Regions from separate parts of the Mus musculus genome. Here region 1 is linked to region 2. A link is a contact called in ENCODE POLR2A ChIA-PET data. All regions are on one chromosome and are shown on one strand. Each heading gives the region's core, a stretch centred on a gene start or an enhancer-like site at or near the end of the contact. The rest is flanking DNA. Distances are from core to core; before and after follow the strand shown.

Region 1 (4,664 bases), core at 1,382-3,881, 41 kb after region 2:
AATGCTCATTCCTGACAATAAACGAGACAAGCCACTCAGTTAGAAACCGGCAAAGAATTTGAACAGACATTTCCCCAAAGAATGTATAAAGCAAATGGACAAAAAGCACATAAAAAAAAATTTCAGGGTCAATAATATTAGGGAAATGCAAATCAAAAACCATAGTGAAGGCCTGGCCTGGCCTTTAAACCAAGCACTTGGGAGGCAGAAGCAGGTGGGATTATAGGAGTTTAAGGCTAACCTGGTCACCTTGTGAGGTCTACACAGAGAAAATCTGACTAACAACAAATAAACAAAATGAAAACCATAGTGAGGTATTTCTTCATACTTACTAGGGTGGGTATAGAATAACAGCTGTAGGTAAGGTTATGAAAATTTGAAGCTAGTACATTTCTGGTCTACATATAAAATAACGGCAGCTTCTGTGAAGTGCAGTATAGTGGTCCCTTTAAAAATTAAACAGATATGCGTGTGCCAGCATCCCACTCTTAAGTATATATACCAAAGAGAACATTCATAACACTCACTAGTCACAGTGGCCAAAAGGTTGACACTCTCAAATGCCCTTTAGCTGATGATTGGGTAAACAGAATTTGGTATATTCATCGAATGGAGTATTATTCAGTTCTAAGAACTGCCATGTATAGTGACAAACATGTCATCGCAGCATCTGGAGGCAGAGGCAGGAGGGCTAGGGCAAGGTTGGGGTCTGCTTGGTCTACAGAGTTCCGGAACAGTCAGAGGTCCACGATTGGAACAGAACATACTAAAGGAAAGAACTAGTCAGGCACAAGAAGCCACACATTGTATGATTCCACGAGTGTATAGTGTCTAGGACGGCAGGACCACAGACAGACGGCAGGACCACAGACAGCACAGTAGTGGTTGCTAAGTGCTGGGGGAATGAGTTGTGATTGCTTAAAGGGTGCAGTTTCCTTTTGGGGTAATGAGAATGTTAAGGAATTAGGTAGTGGTGACATGTCAATGGTTTGACAACAATGTAAGTGTACTACAAGCCGCTGAGTCCTCTGGTTATAATGGTAACAGTTGTTATGTGACTCTCCTGATGGAAGTAAAGGAGGATCCTGTGGTTGTGGCTCCCTGCCTTCAGAACTCAGCTCCGCAGGAAGGTGAGGAGAGGTGGAGAAGCACACCTATCACAAGGACGGGGGAGGGAGTGGCTCCCACAAGGATGGGGGAGTGAGTGGGACGGGGGAGTAAGCAGCTCCCACTTCCACTGCTTGCTTAAGGCCTTGAGGCCTGAGTGAAGACGGCTGATGACTGAGATTAGAGCATATAGGACACTAAGCTGCCTACCGAAGACGACCCCTTTCCCTGCCATGTGCCTTTTGACAGGAGTTCCCTTGTATAGACAAGTAGAAAGAGGGGCTTGGGCTGGACAATGTGGTGTTCACCCCCAACCACAGCACTCGGGAGGCAGAGGCAGGTGGATCTCTGTGAGTCCGAGGCCAGCCTGGTCTACAGAGTGAGTTCCAGGAGAGCCAGGGCTACACAGAGAAACCCTGTCTTGAAAAATCAAAAGAAAAGAAAAAAAGGGATTTGGAGGTCCCAGTCCTGGAGCTAAGGTGCACTGTCATTCTCAGAAGGGGGCTGGTGGCAAGGGGCCATTTGGGTACTCATTTCTAGCCTTCAAACAAAAGCTAGCTGGCTACTTCTGACCAAAGGCGATTCTTTTGTCCCAGTTGGGTGGAGGGTGAGGTAGACCTTCTCATGACCCCACCTTTTCCTCTTGGAGCTGGAAGTAGCTGTCACCCTGCCAATGCCCTGGGTGGGGAGGAGAGAGAGCCAGTAGCTCAATTCTGCTTTGTAATCATAAATGGCACAAGTTCCATGGTTTATGGAAAACCCAGTCCTAAATGTTGGCAAATCCCGGCTGTCAGCAGGCAGGACACCTGGAGTCAGTTTGCTGGGTGGGTATCTGACATCTGAGCCGTTTGAGCTCCTGGCTGTCTACCTTGGAAGTTGTGTTCTCCAGGCAAGTCCAGTGTTAGAGCCTATGCACAGGAGCCACGGTGGCACTGGCTCTGAGTGGTGGGCTGTGCTTTGGAGGGTGCAGTTAATTAGGACACTTTTATGCCTTGATTGACCTTGGAGTAATATTGATAGTTCTGTTGTGATTATGCCCCTCTCAGAACAGTTCAATTCCAACCCTCGGCTTTCTTGTTTCAGCTTCTCTACACGACTGTTCTGGTGCTCTGCTATGCCATCTATTTAATACAATTACTGCGTTCCCCAGAATCAGCCAAGCAACTAACTCTTCCTGTCTCCAGAGTAACACAACTGTTGCCCAGTATTTCAAGAAGCAGAGTGAGTAATGCATTTTGTTCACAGATGATGGTTTTCCTCGAGATAGAGAAACTGCAGCTGGCTTATTTTATAATAGGAAAGATAAATTTACAGATTGTATTTATTGAGTGCTTGCCACATACTAGGTCAGGATTTCCAAATCTTAGCACTGGTGATTTTTGCATAGGGCATGCTTGGTTATAGGGACTGTTATGCACCTTGGGGTGTTTAGCATTCCTGGCTCATGATGCCAGTAGGTCTTCCCGCACCAGCCCAGCACTTACAGCACCTCCAGACACTGCCACATCTCCTCAGAGGCTCACCTCTCCCAGTAGAGAAAAACTGCCGGGCTCTGTAATCCTTCACGTGCGTCATCCAGTGCTTCCATCTCTGAAGGCTAACATTTTCACTCTTCCTGCATTAGGGTTAAAGAGCTAAGGCTGAGTTAAGGCTGTACCTGTCCAGGGTGAGGATAGAGCGCAATTAGCAGTCCGCAGGGGATCCAGTGCCCATGTTCCACTCCTGTGTCTTCTCCTCCAACCGTTTTCTTGGATTGACCTCTGGCAGAGACAGTCCAGGATTCTGAGAATGCAGGGATAACCCCCAGTGGTTGTTGTCTCATTTTGGACCTTTTTGAGACAAAGTCTTGCTATTTATCCCATACTGGTCTCAAGCTTGCAATTCTGCCTCAGCCTCCTGAGTGCTGGTATGAAAGATAAGAAAGATAATGTCTGGCTTTGTTTTGTTTTGTTTTGATCTTGGAGTGGGGCAGCATTTCACATGACTACTTTCCCATCAGACCAAAGGAGAAAGCTGGATGCTGGCATGCAGGAGTGAAGCCTCATCATGTTCGACCCCTTTTCCCTCTCTGGCGGTTTGTCTTGCATTTCCCACTCTGATGGGGTCAGTGCTATTGCCAGCCTGGAACCAGAGCCTCTCAGGGGACAGGACACCACGTAGCTGCTTCATGCTGGGCTCCTGTCTTTTTCTCAGCACCTGTTTGCTGGTTTGTTGTTTGTTTCTTTGTAGTAGAAGGGTATCTGCTTCACTTCTCTTTTGTGATTACTTGAGAAGGTAGCAGATCTGTGGGAACAGAGGCTCTGAATTCATGGAGTCCTGTTACACAATGGTAAGGAAGGCCCAGGTATTAGATGTCAGAGCCTGCTGTGTTCTCACTTGTTAGCAAGGAGTGCTCCGTTCTCATCAGCTGGCTCTTAGCAGACCTTAACCCAGGACAGTTTTGGCCACCACTATGTCTCATTTGTGGGTGTAAATGGCTAGGATTCCAAATTAGAGGAGTCTCTCCCACACTAGGGTCTCCCAGTGCCCACTGTGACCTGACCAGCTTTTCATATTGACCAGCCTCTCTGTTCTCCAGCATGTTTTGGAAAGGAGTGTTTGTTGAGTTGTTAATAGTTTCTTTACATGCCCAGTAAGGGTGATAAGGACCTGTTCCTTATAAGGTTTTGAGGGCCTAATGAGATGGAGCCTGTATAGGCTTAACCGTGGCCTGGCACAAGTCGGTATCACCATCTGAAGCAAGGCTAACACCATTGGCAGTGGTGTGAGCACGTTACAGTTTAACTGAGAGTACCTGCACCTGTATCCTTGGGACAGCTGCCCCAATCCTGAAACGGCTGACTCCATGATTGGTGTGATTCAGGTTGCAGATAGCCAGGAAGGGACGTTTCTAGGCCTCAGAGAGTTTCCTCTTGATTTGGGAGGCAACAGGAGTAGAGCTGAAGCCTGCAGACTCTGGCTTTTTGTTTGTTTGGTTTTGTGTTTTTGCTTGTTTGTTCTTTTGCCTGGCCAAGTGCTACCTCTTGAGCTCAGACAGTCTTTTCTCATCGTCTGAGTTGGTTGGGACTGTAGACTGCAACTACAGACTCTATTTTTAAAGTGAAACCATTGGCTTCTATGGCTCATGTAACTCCTCTGAAGACGTCAGGAGCTCCGTGAAGCTGTTTGTATTTTGAAAAGAACCATGTAAGATGATCGTGATAGCACAGGCCTCTAAGCCCAGCTACTCTAGAAGCAGAGGCTGGTGGCTAAGAGTCCATGGAGTTCCTGGGCTGTCTGGGGAGCTCAGGACTGCCTGACAGCTTAGAAAGACTCTGCCCCAAGGTTAAAATCAGGAAAAAGTCTGAGGATATAGTAATGTCTGTAAGACCCTGCTCTCGTCTCCATTTTACAGATGCGAGAGCTGGTGCTCAGAGGAGTTAAGTGACTAAACCCCAAACCAGACAGCTTGTTTTGGATCCTCTTCCTTGTAATTGCTTTCTATGGACCATGTTAGGTCTGTGTGGTTAACCAGTCTTCCAAAAGAGTTGGGCTTATTGACCATGCTAGTTTTTTAT
Region 2 (4,636 bases), core at 447-2,946:
CCCCTCCTCTGTCCCTGATCAGCTTGGTCATAGAGGATCAGTAGCAGAGGAAGAAGAACCGAATATGATTAGAGGCACGCTTACACACAAGCCTAGGGGGTCGGCACACCGATAGCGTGGGCTCCCACAATTAAAGGAATGAATGTACTCTGGCCAGAGGGTTGTTGTGATATAATGCACAGACCTTTGGAACACACAGGGACACAGAGACATGAGCAAGCCAAGGCACAAAATATACAGGGGAAGCCTCTACATACAAGGCATGATTACCAAGTTGCACGGGGCACACACCAAGCCTCAGAACACACAGACAGCCATGAAGTATATGCAAGTCACACGTGAAAAAGGACACATTCACAGGGGAAGTCCCACTATGACAAATAATACACAAAGAGACAAGATACACACTATACTCACAAGTCCAGACACAGATACTACAGCAACAGAAGCCAGACTCCTCCGAGGGCCCAGGGTAGCGGCCAAAGGAAAAAGGGATCTCCCCCACTCAGTCTAAGTCCTCCAGGTTTGAGTGGGGTGCTGAGTGAGGCTCCCTTCTCTCCCCTCCCCTGTATAAGAGAGTTGGGGAAGTGGGAGCAGTTGTGATGGTGCTCCCTCTCCACTGCCAGCCGGCAGGGCAGAGCACTCCCGTCACTGCTGTCCTCATCACCTTACTGGGCCCCCAGAGGGGGTGGCGTCTCTCCAGTGGGACAGAGACTGACAGCACCAGGCAGAGACCACCCGGAGAAGGGACACGGGGGATCAGAGAGGACAGGGGAATGGTGGAGGCTGGAGCCACGCCCAGCTCAGAGACAGATGGAAAGCCAAGAAAGACACCGAGACTGAAAGAAGAGATAGGGCAAGGAGGCGGCGCCGTGAGAGTCCGCCCGCCTGGGACCCAAGCACTGGAGGCTAGGGAGACAGGCGGCCCGCCCTCCGCCCGGTGGTGAAAAGGACCGGAGACTGGACTGGCAGGGGCAGGCGAGCGTGGGCTGGGGGTGCGGCTCTGGGAGGACTGGGTCGAGGGGACGGCGGATCTGGTGGGGGTGGGGAGACGGAGTACACGGACGGCGAGGGGCAAACAGACCTGGCCTGGGAGCAGAGGACCAGGCAAGAGGGGGTGGGGACCGACGAATGTGCAGAGTCCCCTGAGAGATTTGAGAAGATCGGACGGTCCCTCGGCGGGGATAAAGACACACAGGGGTGGAGTAGGGGGTTAAAGATGCTGGGAGTAGTCGGGCCTGGGCTCCAGCCGTCGAAGAGAGGGTCAGACCGACCAGGGTATGGAGGCACCGGCGGGTCTCCGTGCTCGGCGGGACTTTGGCTGCTCCTGGCTCAGTTTCTCAGTTTCAGAACCAGGAGCCAGAGAAGAAAGCGGGGAATGGAGACTACGGGCGAGGAAAAGGGGGAGAAAGGCCGCTGCGCCCTCGAGTTAACTCGGACCCCGCGCCCGGGCCCAGCTCTCACTCACCTCCCGACGCAGGGCCAGGCGCCAGGGGTCCCGGCGAGCCGGGGTCCGTCTCGTGGCGCGGCTCTCCCGGATGCGCGTGGACGGGGAGGTAGGCACAAGTCTGATCCGGACGGGTCCGGAGGCCAGTGGGGACCTCCCGGGTCCCGGCTCGAAGGGTAGATGTCCACGGGCCGCTCGCGGGATCCCCGCGGCCGCCGCCTCCTGCTCTGGCGCCGCGGCACACGGAAGTGCAAAGGGGAGGGGCTGCGCGACCTCACCCAGGTGCCGGCCCCGGTCCCGCCCCCACTCAGGACCCGCCCCACGGGCGCCCGCCCCTTCGAAGCTCCGCCCACGTGAGCTGGGGGTCCAGCGCGTCTCAGCCTCTTTGAGTTGCAAGTCCTTGGGTCCCCAGATCTGTTAGCCGTCTCTGGCTCTTGTGGCGCCTCGCCTGCCAGTGGCACGCAGGCCATCCCATCTCAGGGGACTAATTTATAGAGGAGGACTCCGAGGCCAAGTTGGGGGGTGGGGTTGAGCACTGCACACACAATGGAGCCCAGGAGGCACCGACGGGGCTTCCCCAACTACTTGCGCCCACACCCGGGACTCCCCACTGGCCAGCTGGCCCGCCTTGCCTGGCCTCATTCCTCTTCCTGCTGGCTTGAGCAGAGCCACGCCGCCAGGCCTGCCGGTTCCAGTCCTGCCCGAGAGAAGGAGCTGGGAGGTCTCCAGGGCGAGAGGTTCTAGCCAGTTTGTCTCAGCACTGCTCCTCAGACAATTGTGGGAATTGCCTCTGCCCCCATCTCACTGTCTTTCCTGAGCCCACGGTTCAGAGCTCCCCTTGCTCAGTCAAGCTCATAAGAGGGATTTGATTGTCAGCTGTAACTCATTCACTCATTAAGGGTCCCCTGGGCCCAAAGTCTGAGCACCAAATGGGAGCCAGGGACTCCATTTTTCTGTCCCCAAAGCCCAGAACACTAAGCTGTTACATTATACTTACCCAAAGAAATGACTTCCTGGGCTGGGCAGATGATCGTTTTTTCTAGCACGCAGAGAGCGCTGTGTTTGACCCCCACCACAGAGTAAACCACAGATGGAGGCTCAGAATAATACTCCAGTGCTCAGGGGGAGAAAGCAGGAGAATAGAGTGTGGACGCCAGCCTGTTCATGAGAGACCTTGTCTCAACAAAACCAAACAAACGAGAACTCTTCCTGGGAGGATACAAGAGGGTTCTAATAGCCCAAGATACCTAAGTTCCTTCTGGAAAACTACCTAGAAGGAATAGAAGTCTAGACAGCTCTTTGCCGACTGAGATCAAGAGAAGTGCTGCTGCAGGGGCTGGTGAGATGGCTCAGTGGGTAAGAGCACCCGACTGCTCTTCCGAAGGTCAGGAGTTCAAATCCCAGCAACCACATGGTGGCTCACAACCATCCTTAACGAGATCTGACTCCCTCTTCTGGAGTGTCTGAGGACAGCTACAGTGTACTTACATATAATAAATAAAAAAATAAAAAAAATAAAAAGAGAAGTGCTGCCCCACCCGTGGAGGCTTGAAACTTCCAGGGATGGGGGACCCTGGCAGAGATGTGGGGCTCCAAACCTTATTTTAAATGTACATTGGGGATTGAGCTAGAGAGAGGAAACCACAATGACTCGTCCCTTCTGTAGAAAGAGGAAGGCTGCTGCTTCCCTCTACCCTGAAAGAAAGAGGACCCAGTTTGAAAATTAGTATTTAAGTCCCCAGTCCTGATAACTGTCCCCACCCCATGACAGTGGATTCTTCCCACAAAGTTGACTGGGCAAATTGGATTCCTTCTGGAACCTTCTGCCTCACATCAGGCTTGTAAGCATGCTGTTTCCTGGGTCATTTCCTATTAACATTCCTCTACCTGTCTCTGCTGTGTCTCTTCCCATCTGTGACTCCCTGATGCTCTTCCCATCTATGCCCTTTCCATCAGCTAAGGGACCCTATTCTTTTTGTTGTTGTTGTTTTGTTTTGTTTTTTTGAGACAGGGTTTCTCTGTGTAGCCCTGGCTGTCCTGGAACCCACTCTGTAGATCAGGCTGGCCTCAAACTCAGAAATCTGCCTGCCTCTGCCTCCCGAATGCTGGGATTAAAGGTGTGCACCACCACGCCTGGCTTGGGACCCTATTCTTTTTTTTTTTTTTTTAATATTTATTTATTTATTATATGTAAGTACACTGTAGCTGTCTTCAGACACTCCAGAAGAGGGCGTCAGATCTTATTACAGATGGTTGTCAGCCACCATGTGGTTGCTGGGATTTGAACTCAGGACCTTAGGAAGAGCAGTCGGCACTCTTAACAGCTGAACCATCTCACCAGCCCCCGGGACCCTATTCTTTAGCTTACTTGGGAAAGCTAAACTCTTGAGCTGAAGGAAAGGGTGTGCGGGGGTGAGCTCAAGTGACCTTTGCCCACCTGGAGTTGGGTTTCACCCTATCTGGCTCCTCCTCCAGATCCGCAGCAGCCAACCTAGCCTCTCCCTCAACATCAACAAAGGACCTACCCTGTGCCAGGGACCACAGCGGGAGAGCCAGCCATTGGGGAGCTCTAGATTCAGCCACTAAACCTTTCTTCCCACATGCTGCCTTCTGCCTTGGGAAAAGGAGATGAAGAAGACTGGGTGGTTGGGGATGGGGTCTACCCAGTACTGGGCCTTGTCTTAGGTGCTAGATATGTGTCCTGCATATGATCTTCAAACCCAACTTTGGTGACTAGCAAGGGGAACTGTGATATAAGGAAATGTAGAGTAGCTAAGATGGCCATGTTCTGGCAAAGGCACAAGAGCAGTGCGTGGTGGGCTTCTCTCCAGAGACTGGCCTGGCCCAAGGAACTCAGAGAAGACAGGCTTGGGTAGAGGTCAGGGACTTCAGGCCCAGGTTGGTTAGGACCACTCATTATGGAGCTGGGTACAGCACTGGGTAGGCACTGGGTAGGCCTGAGCTGTCCCTAACTAACCTCATAAGGGCCTATCGAGGCCTCAAAGGAAACTGGCTGTATCATGTGCTGACTCTATGACCCTGACTGTATCATTGTGACCACGCCCTTTCCAGCTTAAGTCCTCACCTGTAAAAGTGGCTGCACAAGGAAAGAGAAACACAGACAAACACAGACAGACAGACAGACAGACACAGGGGAAGGAGAGAGCGAGAGCAAGAGAGAGAGAGAGA

The links. ChIA-PET counts read pairs that join two places held with the same protein, here RNA polymerase II (POLR2A).
Region 1: POLR2A ChIA-PET joins it to region 2 with 66 read pairs in Patski. The contact joins the enhancer-like site here to the promoter of Prkcd in region 2. POLR2A ChIA-PET finds 5 or more read pairs at or near these places in 4 of 5 experiments (Patski and embryonic stem cell).

The regions. Positions count from the first base shown.
Region 1 is chr14:30,664,489-30,669,152 of GRCm38, forward strand. It overlaps Rft1 (RFT1 homolog), which reads left to right. Exons shown (of 13, transcript NM_177815.3): 6 at 2,191-2,328. Among named protein-coding and RNA genes, the nearest start is that of Rft1, 12 kb to the left of the region's middle. Within about 2 kb of position 2,632, at least 1 of the 3 ENCODE cell types and tissues checked has a DNase peak (open chromatin) inside an H3K27ac peak, as active enhancers do.
Region 2 is chr14:30,624,512-30,629,147 of GRCm38, forward strand. Prkcd (protein kinase C, delta) reads right to left here and starts at 1,697. Exons shown (of 18, transcript NM_011103.3): 1 at 1,469-1,697.